2 separate regions of the Homo sapiens genome follow, and region 2 is linked to region 1. The links are chromatin loops, found by intact Hi-C in ENCODE. Cell type or tissue: PC-3. All regions are shown on one strand. Links, peaks and the distances in the headings refer to the core of each region. The heading gives the core; the rest is flanking DNA. Region 1 has its middle 35 kb from the start of LINC02671. Region 2 overlaps LOC124902439 (a long non-coding RNA gene).

Evidence for each region. Hi-C counts contacts between places; a loop is a spot of excess contacts. Peaks named below come from ENCODE experiments on the same cell type or tissue, not always from the same donor. Only the 100,000 strongest peaks of a DNase experiment are listed, where the experiment ranks them.
Region 2: it touches region 1 in a loop (2.0-fold over the local background); 1 of 110 quality-filtered maps calls a loop at or near these places.

What each region holds. Positions count from the first base shown.
Region 1 is chr10:64,957,269-64,962,666 of GRCh38, reverse strand. No RefSeq gene overlaps it. Among named protein-coding and RNA genes, the nearest start is that of LINC02671, 35 kb to the right of the region's middle. RefSeq lists an enhancer at 2,882-3,051. In PC-3, for the core only: no CTCF peak of the experiment used is centred there; a DNase peak (open chromatin) is centred at 2,576.
Region 2 is chr10:64,591,709-64,597,106 of GRCh38, reverse strand. The region is part of intron 4 of LOC124902439 (a long non-coding RNA gene); the gene reads right to left. All of the region lies in intron 2 of LOC105378335 (a long non-coding RNA gene), which reads left to right. Among named protein-coding and RNA genes, the nearest start is that of LINC02671, 330 kb to the left of the region's middle. In PC-3, for the core only: no CTCF peak of the experiment used is centred there; no DNase peak of the experiment used is centred there.

The sequences.
Region 1 (5,398 bases), core at 91-5,090:
CAAATGACAGGATTTTATCCTTTTTATAGCTTAATAGTATTCCATGTGTGCATATATATCACATTTTCTTTATCCATTTACCCATTGATGGTGATGTTTTCATTATTGATTATTCATCTGTTTTAAATATCAATATTTATTTTTATGAATATTTATGAATATCTGTTTTGCTATATAGTTGTATTTTCTTTATTTTGTCATAGGTTTTTCAGCATTGATTTTTCAGATATTTTTTTCAAAAATTTTTTTACAATATGTGAGTGAACTTCAAAGAATGACTTCTAATTGTTTGTGTTCTGGTTTGTCACCACATTTATCAAAATCATTTAAAATTATCTTTATGTTGGACTGACATTATCTATAATACACCTTCCTTACTCAAAGGGCCTCAATTTTTATTTGTAACCCAACAAATGGAAAGACTGGTCTCGTAGCTTGTTCAAAAATCGAAAATGAATAGTTGCCAGTTGGAGAACAGGTCTTATTTCGGGTAATGTTTGTTAAAAATAATATAAATATTAATGAATAGAAGTTTATACCATAAGGCAATATATTGGTTCAATTGATTATAAATTCCATAGGAAGTCTGACTTCATAGTTGATTTAGCAATGCCCTCAATAACATTGTGTCTTTCCATTCTTCTACTATGGCTTCCACAATGCCAGGAGAATTTTGAGATTTCGACTCATCTATTTTTATAATATGACTGCCAACCACTCTGGTGAAGAAACTTACTTAGGCAGAGGGGTGATGGGGGACAGAAAGAAAGAGCAAGTGAGAGAACAAGAGAAAGGGTTGTTTTTACCAAAGAATCAAACAAATAATCTTTTTAAAATTCTGATTGAACTGATCTGAACCAGTGACCAGTGATTGTAGCCTAGGAAATGCTGTTAACAATTTTCATGGATCTGACTTCAACACCAGACCAAATGACTATGGGAAAGGGTGTAGATATCTTTTAGTGGAAGTGTGTATTTTCTAGTTAATAAACTGTATTCTTTCTTTCTGGATGTTGTCAGGATTTATTTTTAAAGTGTATGTGCGTGTATACAGATACAAATATATATCTTCAGTTTATTTTTCCAAGCCCAGAATAATTTTCTTCAATACAGCCATATATTTTAGTTGCTCTGGCTTCTTTCTCGGGAATCTCTAGAATTTAAGTTTTATGCTCTGTATTTGTAGTCAGTAGGTGTTAACTCATCCTTTTCTTGACTTTATTCTTCTACTCAGATTTATCATTTTCCACACACATCACTGATCAAATGTACATAGTGTCAACTCTGCATTTTAATACACATAATGTGAAATGTATTTCTGCTCTTGAGTTTCAGTTGCTTTGCAATTCTTCATTGTTTCACTTTCTCTCTGTGTATTTTTTCCTGTTGTCTTTTTATCTAGGTCAATTCCTTCCTAAGGGTTTTCTGCTTCTATTTCCTAATAAGATATATGTTTTACATTATATTGATGATTCCAGATATTGCCAAGAAATTTTTCCTTTTTAGGAGTTATTTTCTTCTTTTGAGGTTTTAAAATGCTTACTATGCCTTGTTTTTGTTTTGTTTTTATGGTAAGCTCCTGTTTCCCCATTGTTTACCCATTGAAATATAAATAGATACGTATCCAGACCTGGTGTTTGTCAATAGGTGATGTGTTTGGTATGCCCTTGAATCATATATCTATTGTTAATATTAGGATACATTTTATCAATAGCTAAATATATATTGTCAATAACTGTCTATACTTTTGCTGTAGCAATTCTGTATAGCAAATAAGTCTAGTGTTACTAGCAATATATTTTGCCATTTAACTCATACTAAGGGTCAGCTGTGGGTTGCTGTGATTGTGAAGGTTTGTTGTTATGTTGCTTTTTAAAAGACTGCAGACTTACTGTGGTTTTGTTCCATCTGTCTCCCTATTCTAACATGCAAGTCTGCTCTCTCATGACTTAGGGGAAAAGCAAAAGCACCCAAACCAAACTATGTAATGACTGAAGCTTCTGCCAGGATGGAGCTAAATTTATTGTACTTGCATCCCATTGGTCAAATTATGTCATATTATCAAGCCCTAAATCAGTGAGGCAAGGATGTATACAATTTCCATTAGATGCACAGGCAAGACACATAGCAATAGCTAAAAAGATTTAATTCTGTTATGAGGAGACAAAAAATAGTTAGGGATAACTATCTAGTCTACACCCATCAATTCATAGGATAATTTTTAAAGTGCTGATTAAATTAAATTTTAAAAGGCTGGTTCTGCCTTTGAGAACATGAGAATATTTTATAGTATTTTGGAAATCTTAGAAAATGTTATAGGTGCCACCATGTGCACTCTTGGAACTGGAAATTTAAATTCATGAGAATAATTTAAAATAGACACATTAAGCACTCCTCACAGGTAAAAGGGCAAAGTCCTTTCTCTCCTTGCAAAATATCAACATTTTTTCCAATTTCGGTTCTATCCCAACACTATAAAATTCTGTTACATATTTTATGATAAAGATAAGGAGAGCTTTTAAATAAAAAAATGCAAAACTCTGACACTGTTACTCATCCTGAGTCAGAAATGCCCGTCCTGCATGTTACTTATTTTCCCTCAATACATCTTATGATATCCATGTAAATATGGTTGAACCACTCCTTTATGTACAGATTTTCAGGTTCTATACACTTATAAACCAACATCTATAAATATAGATGTTATTATTGTAAGATATTTGAAGTCCTTGGGATATTAAAATATCAAAAATGAAACAAGGCAAAACATACCCAGGCCCTACTTAACATCAATTAAATCAAAATCTCTGGGGATGAAGTCATAGCTAATGATTCAAATGTACTTTCAAGGCTGATAACATTTTTCTGAGAAAGGCACAATTATAAGATATCACCAGGTAACTTTACTAAATTAAAAATTAAAAATCTTATATTAGAGAAATATTGGATTATGCTTAATCCTGAAACAATGCTTACCCTGGGACCTGAGATTAACACCTCTATTTCAAATTAAAGCTACCCTCATTATTTTCTATGCCCCTTGGATAGTAGTTGACCACCCTTCTCATGCTCTACAGCTGATTTATGAAGATATCTTTTAGACTCACACATAATGTCTATATGAATTTGGAGAAAAACCCCAAAAACCCATAAAATATAGTGTGCATGACCTTGACCATTTTTGGGGGGAGAATTAGATGTGTTGGTCTTATGAGGTCCACACAAAGCCACATTATCACAGATGGAAATACTGCACCTGGAAGAAAATACCCAACTGAAAACCTCAAATTCATTCTGTATCTATATAGGCATTGTCCCTGTGTAGGCACACAAAACATCATGTGCAAAACCCATGCATCTTAGAAGGCTATTCATCCACACCACAGTCCGACATTTCAAAAGGGCAAGCAATAGAAAAACCAGAGGTTTCCCAATGCTTCAAAAGTTTTAGAAAATTCATTAAAATATTTTTCATAATATAAGCCAAATCAGTGGTCTTTGTCTTTTCATTAAAGATATTTCACAACTCTTTCAACTTTTGAATGAGGGAAGTCATTTTTTTTAGCTTCACCCCGACTAGGCATATGAATTGTTTTTCCTCCTTGCAGTGACTGCAGTTAGCACATGCTGTCAACATGAGTTAAGTTCTATGTAAGATAATATTCAACAACAAAATAAACTATGACTGTTGAATCGTAACTTCTAAAATAAGGTATATTCTGATGGGGATTCATTGTCAAGATTTCCTTAATTCAGCCTTAATTGTTTCTAGACCAGTGGTTTGCAACCCTCAGTGCACTGAAGAAATACCTGTGGAATTTTAAGATATTGAAGGTCTCAACCCCAGATAGACATTTATAGTAAGTTTAATGTGGCATGGGAGGGGTGAGGCACATCTGTACATCTATGCTGTATACGTTCCATAGTGGCTTCTTTCTTATAATCAGTCAACTTGACTATCACTACACTCCAACTTACTGAAATTTTTCTTATTTGCCTGGATCATATTTCTGATTCACTAAAAAAATACTAGGTTTAAGCAGATGTGAGATAAATAAATCCTGGGAGAAAACAGGTATTTCAATGTCTAGCTGAATATCAACTTACTTCCTAGGCTTGCAGCTCTTAGTTAATCTCAGTGTCTGTGTCAACTGTTTTCCTTCATTACATGGAGAAAAATTCCATGTGGTTTGTTCTCTTAAATAAAGAATTGCCCCTTTGGTATTGGAAGTGAATAAAATCAAGCCTAGTACTACAACACATTTGCCATAAGTAGAGCAACTTTTTCACATGATACTAAGTACTTTGGTGGTCCTGGGTGCTGTTCCTATGTGTTTAGAGTGTTTTACAGTGTTAGGCCCTTCTAAAGCTCCCACAAGTTCCTTTTCTAGAGAATATTTATGTACTGATTAATTCTTTTTATGGAAAAATATCCAAGAATGCCTTAAACAAGCTTTTAGGATAATTATTTAAAAGTATTTTGTGCACTCATGAAATCAAAGTTTATATCTGAGAGGAAGTATAATGACTCCAAAACCATTAAGTGCTAAGAATGATAGGAAAATTTGGTCAGCATGTCCATAAAAATTATGGGTAGGCTGAAGGAATATCCTCATTAGAAACAATTTTTCATTGTTTCTCATTCTAATGGGCTCTCTAGTCTCTCTCATCTGCCTACTGGAATGGAAAATGAGTGGTGGTTCTAGATATCTTTCCCCTCTGAGATGTGTCCACACTGGCTATTATTACCACTTACAGCATGGTTGTAGTCTACATAACCTTATGAATCATAGTCTAACTTGATTACATAAAATTGCAATTGCCTCAGATTGACTAAATAAATGATGTTCTGGTTAAAAATATACTACTGGTTTGAGTTATTGTGCAAACAATTTTTAATCTTATTTTATAAATCACAACTCTGAGACAATTTCCAGAAAGCTTGCTTAGAGGTAGAGTGGCTTGTTCCCTGGTAGCATTTGATCAGCACCAAGACATTCCTTTAATATGGGAAGTTCCAGTTGCCTTGTTTTCACTAAAAAAAACCTATTTTATAAAAATGCTGAATTATTCCATTGGTCTCTCAAGCTAACATGTCAACTCTTTTATTTTTATTTTATTCATTCTATTAGAAACTATTTTGTGAATTATCTGACACTTGTTTACTGCATTAAATAAAGCTATTTCTAGCTACAATTACAAAGTAATGTGACTTCTGTCAATATTCCTCATTTTCTTTTAAGTTTACACAAATACAAAGTTACACAGGCAGTTTCCACCTTTTCTTATTTTACACCTCTTCTTGTCCTGGCATATTTGTCTATGTTGAACCCAGAGAAATGATAAATGCTTGAGGTGATAGATATCCCAATTACCTTGATGTGGTCGTTACATATCG
Region 2 (5,398 bases), core at 104-5,103, 370 kb after region 1:
TAATTTTTGGATATGACCCCAAAAGCACAGGCAACAAAAGCAAAACTACAGAAATTGGATAGTGTCAAACCAAAAATCATCCTCTGCACAACAAAGAAAACAATCAACACAATGAAGAAACAACCCATGGAATGGAAGAAAATATTTGTAAACCAGCATATGTTGGTTAATATCCAAAATATACAAAGAACTCAAACAACTGAAGAGTAAAAATAAAAATAAAATAAAATAACCCAATTTTAAAGTGGGCAAAGGACCTAAATAAACATTTTTGCCAAGATATAAAAATGGCCAGTAAGTGCTTATCATAACTATTATCAGGGAAATGCAATTCAAAACCATAACAAGATATCACACCTATTCAGATGGCTATTATCAAAAAGATAAATGATAACAAGTATTGTTATCACAATCTCTTTTACCTGTGAAATCTATGCGTACAAAGTTTTAGTCATAAATAGGAATTGCACAAAGCAGCTCCATCTCCTAAGGCTGGGGCAATAAAGGAGGAATCGGGTGTTATCAGAAGCTAGAAGTGTGAAGGTGAGGGCCTGGACCTGAGCCTCAGGTTCTGAAGAGGTCGCCGCCTGACTGCTGCTGGTACCCTCCAAAGGCTGAATCTGGAAGTAGCAGAGGGAAAAAATAAACACTAGAACAAATTGCTGTTGTTTATAGGAAGGTCCTTTACTGAGATGACTCTAATAAGAAAAAAAAAAAAATGGAAGCAGCACTTTTTTTTCGTACCTCCTGCTTCTTATTTTCTCTCCATTGTACCCTATTGGAATACTTTAACAGCAAAGGAAGAATATAGTTTTCAGAATCCCAGGAGCAGAATCATAAAGCAAATGGAAGGTGAGTTCAGAGCTGAAAAACAATACCTTAATAACTATCCCAGCAGGAATACTGTAATTTCAATAGGCTGAATGAATTGTAAGTAGAGATTTTAAACTGTTTTCAATTTTATAATTCATGTCTCATTAAGTCCCAATATCTACAGTAAAAAAAAAAAAATTCATCTAAATAAACTTACCTTTGTAGAACTGGTACATTTTAAAACTTCTATTATCAAAGAAATGACTGTCAGTTCTAAAGCCCTAGAGCTAAGTATCATTCTTATGGACTGCACATTACTGATAGTGATAGAAGACAACATTTTCACTACTTCTTAGTTTTACCAAATGTCAACTGAGTTGCAAGTTGCATTAACTAGGGAATTTCCACTTAGCTGTTTTGGACATTGGTTATTCCAGAAAGTATTTCTTTTAATAATATATGCTTAGTGGATTAGTCAGAATTCTCCAGAAAAATAGAACAAATAGGATACAGAATACATATTAAGAACTATGTAAAATTATATACTATATATGAATAGATATATGTACAGACAGAGAGAGAGATTTATTATAAGGCATTGGCTTACATGACTATGGAGGCTGAGAAGTTCTGTGAACTGCCCTCCATAAGCTGAAGACCCAAGAGAGCTGGTGGTATAATTTCAGTCTGAGTCTAATGGCCTGAGAACATACTCTTGAGCATGCATTAGCTCTTAGAAGAACCAATGGTGCAAATTACATTCTAAGGGCAAAAAAAGACCAATGTCCCAGCTCAAGCAGATAGGCCAGAAGTAAAAAAGTAAATTTCTCTCTTCTTTTTTTTCTATTCAGGTCTTTAACAGATTGGGTGATGTCCACCTACCTTGGGAAGGACAATCTACTTTGTTCAGCTAACTGATTCAAATGCTAATCTCACTCAGAAACACTCTCACAAAGATATCCAGAAATAATGCTTAAGAGTTTGGGACCAGCCCGGCCGACAATGGTGAAACCCCATCTCTACTAAAAATACAAATATTAGTCAGATGTGGTGGCAGGTGCCTGTCATTCCATCTACTCCAGAGGCTGAGGCAGGAGAATGGCTTGAACCAGGGAGGTGGAGGTTGCAGTGAGCCGAGATGGCGCCACTGCACTCCAACCTGGGCAACACAGCAAGACTCTGTCTCAGAAAATAAATAAATAAATAGTGCTTAATCTGGGCACCCCATGGCACATCAAATTAACACATAAAATTAACCATCACAACAAATGAATTTATAAAACTTTAAAAAATCTTGATCTGCCATAAGTGAGATGCTTTTTGTTACATGTTCATTAAATTAGAGATCAAGGTCTATAAAATAGAAAGAAATAGATAAGTAAAAAGAAAGAAGAAAAAATGCATTGTTAGTATAGATAACTTTATATTTCCAATATATTACTCATACTAATAACTGGAACTCTTACACATCTTGTTAAGTTGATAGATTTTTATGTTATATATTTTAGGATCATTTTAATTTTCAAGTGTCATGTAAAACTGAGTTCTCAGTCATCAGTAGACATGTAATCCCTGTTATTTGGCATGGGTGCATGACTAAACTGAAAAAAATGACTGAATGAACAAATAAATGAAATTAAATGCTCTCTGCTCTGGGAAATTTTCAGGAAGACAAATTCACCAAATGCATTCGGTTTATTAGAAGTGTATATTCATCAGCACACTGGTTAAACTGTATTTTACAATATAAAATACCTAGTTACAACCTATACTCACTAGGATAAGTATTACCCTCCCTTTTGAAAAAATTATAGTACTTATCAATATCATTAATATCAAAATTGCAATTTGATTGATTGATTGATAAAATAGATAGATTGAGTAAAGTTCCTTGATTCTTGAACATTCCGGAATTTCAGACTTGGAATAGATACAAAAGAGAAAGACTGGACTCCTTATTAGTATGGGCAGGTTAGATCTTGAGAGAAAAGTTATAAAATGTGACTATGTTTACCTCGGGTTAACAAAATGAATCATCCCAGCTATATACATTCATAGCAGGTTTGAGAAAAAGTACATGCCCTTGAAAGGAAGAGGATAAATTGGGTATTGCATCTATTCGAAAACTTAATTATAAAGAATTTACTTTTGAAAATTTGCTAAGAATTTCTACAGTAATTGATTCAACTTTTCTTTGTTACTTTTATTCTATTTCAGAAATATATCATCTTTTCTTTGAGACTTTTTTTATTCATTGAAAGCCAACATAGTCAGGAAATTGGGTTCTTCTACTGAAGACACTTATCAAACAGATTGTTTCAAATTGCCTTGGCTTGGAGACAGAGAGAGTCAGTTTCAGTAAAAGCACTGTTTATTTTAAAAGGAAATATTCATTTTAAAAATACTGATTAAAATTTATTTCTCAGACTTAGAAATGTATCCTTAATACAAAGCTGTCACCATTATTTTACCTGAACAATGTTTAAAAACATTATTACAAATATATATACATATGTACAGTGTATGGAAATATTTCATCTTACCATTTATAACCAAATAACTTTAAAGTTGAGCAAGGAGCTTTCTTCTGAGTATGCATAAACAGATGTTATTCTGTTTCCTCCAAAGATAAGCCTTGGGCAGAAACTTGTATAAATTATGTCTCTAAATAAATCTCAATAATGCTTCATCTGAAATCAAACAAGTAGGTTATATAATTTTCAAATGTTGGAACTGTCTAGTCTTTTTGTTTCTAATTTAATTTTATTATTTTCAGAGAGCTTGACATATCTTAACACAAGTTTTTTATGAACTTGTGTTTCATTAAAAACTCGTGTTAAGATATGTCAAGCTGAAAATACTTTGAGCTGAAAATATTTTCTAATTTTCTTACCCTGTAACTTTTAATAAGAGTAGGTTACATAATTCCAAATACTGGGGAATGTTCTAGATTTTTTATCTTTAATGTAATTCCATTCTTTTCAGAGAACTACTCTGCTGTATTTATATCATTTGAAATACATTAAGATTTGTGCTATAGCCCAACATATGGTCTATCTTGATAAATATTCCATATGCACTTGAATACATATTCTGTAGTTTTTATATCCAGTGGTATGAAAAATTAAGTGAGCTTGGTTGACAGTTTTGATCAGATCCTTACTGATTTTTTGCTTACTCATTTTACCAAATACTGAGAAGAGTGGCTTAAAATTCTCAACCCTGATAATTAATTTGTCTCTTTTTCTCTCATTGGAGAGTTGTCATAGATGTTTTGTTTTACATATATTGTTATAGAGCTTTTACATTTACATCTAGGCGTCTTAGGTCTTTTTGATAAATTGTTTCTTTAGCAAGTGAAATACCCTCTGATAGCATTTCTTGTCTTGAAGCCTACCTTGGCTGATATTAATACAGCCATATCTCCTTTCTTTTGTTTAGTGTTTGCATGGTATATCTTTTTTTCCTCTTACTTTCACCTCTATATTTAAAGCACATCTTGATTACATCTCTGATAGTTGTGCTTTGTCTTTTAATTGCCTGACAATTTCTGACTTAAAATTGGAATGTTTAGTCCATATATATCTAATGCAATTATTGGTATAATAGGGCTCATATGTCAATATGGCCCTATTTTGCTTTCATTTGTTTTGTTTTCAAATTTTATTCTACACTCTTCTGATTGAATTAACTGATGAGTTATACAATCCAGTTATCTTAATGAATACTGCCTTTTGATTTATATTTAACTTTCCATTTAAAAAAAAATCTAGCTACTATTAAGCCTACTGTAAACTTTCCACTGCAGTTCTTGCATCACTTGTTTAGTATTTCCATTTTGTTGCATTTTTAATTTCTATTTCTCTGCTGAGGTTCTTTATATAGTTACTCATTGAGACCATATTTTTCTTGAAGTCCTCGAATGCACTTATACTGTTCTAAGATTTGTCTCCTAAATCTCACATCTGAGCCATCTTGGAGTGTGTTTCTATTCCCTCGCTATATTTTTTTGGCTATGAGTCAAAATTTCATATTTATTTGGAGAAACGGTATTTTTATTATATTTTGGATATTATAATTGATATATAGATTCTGAATTCTGTTATCTTTCTCTGCATAGTGTTGATTTTTCTTCCCTAGGCAACTATTGACTGAACTTTTTAAACATATATGGGCTTAGATTTATGTAGTGTTAGGATGGATTTACCTCCTCTAACTTGTGAGTATTCAAACTCCTAGTTCTTACTATCTCATATATTTTGGTTTGGCTATGTTTTAAGATTTAGGGAAGTCTAAAGTAGGCCTTATTATATAATGTGGGCCTTATGTCAAAGGCGTGATCCTTCTGCCATGTCAATTAAATATCCACGTGTTAACAAGGTCTCTCCACTCAGGCTGTGCTGGAACTCAAATGTCTGCTACCACATTGATTGACTTCTATTTATTTTGTTCTCCTCTCAACCCAAGAGCAGCTGATAATTTCACACAATATTCTCTGGAGAAACCATAATACTACCCACAGCCAAGGCCTTGTAGAGAGCCTCCATGCAGACTTCTGCTTCATCCTCTCTCCCTCTATCCTCAT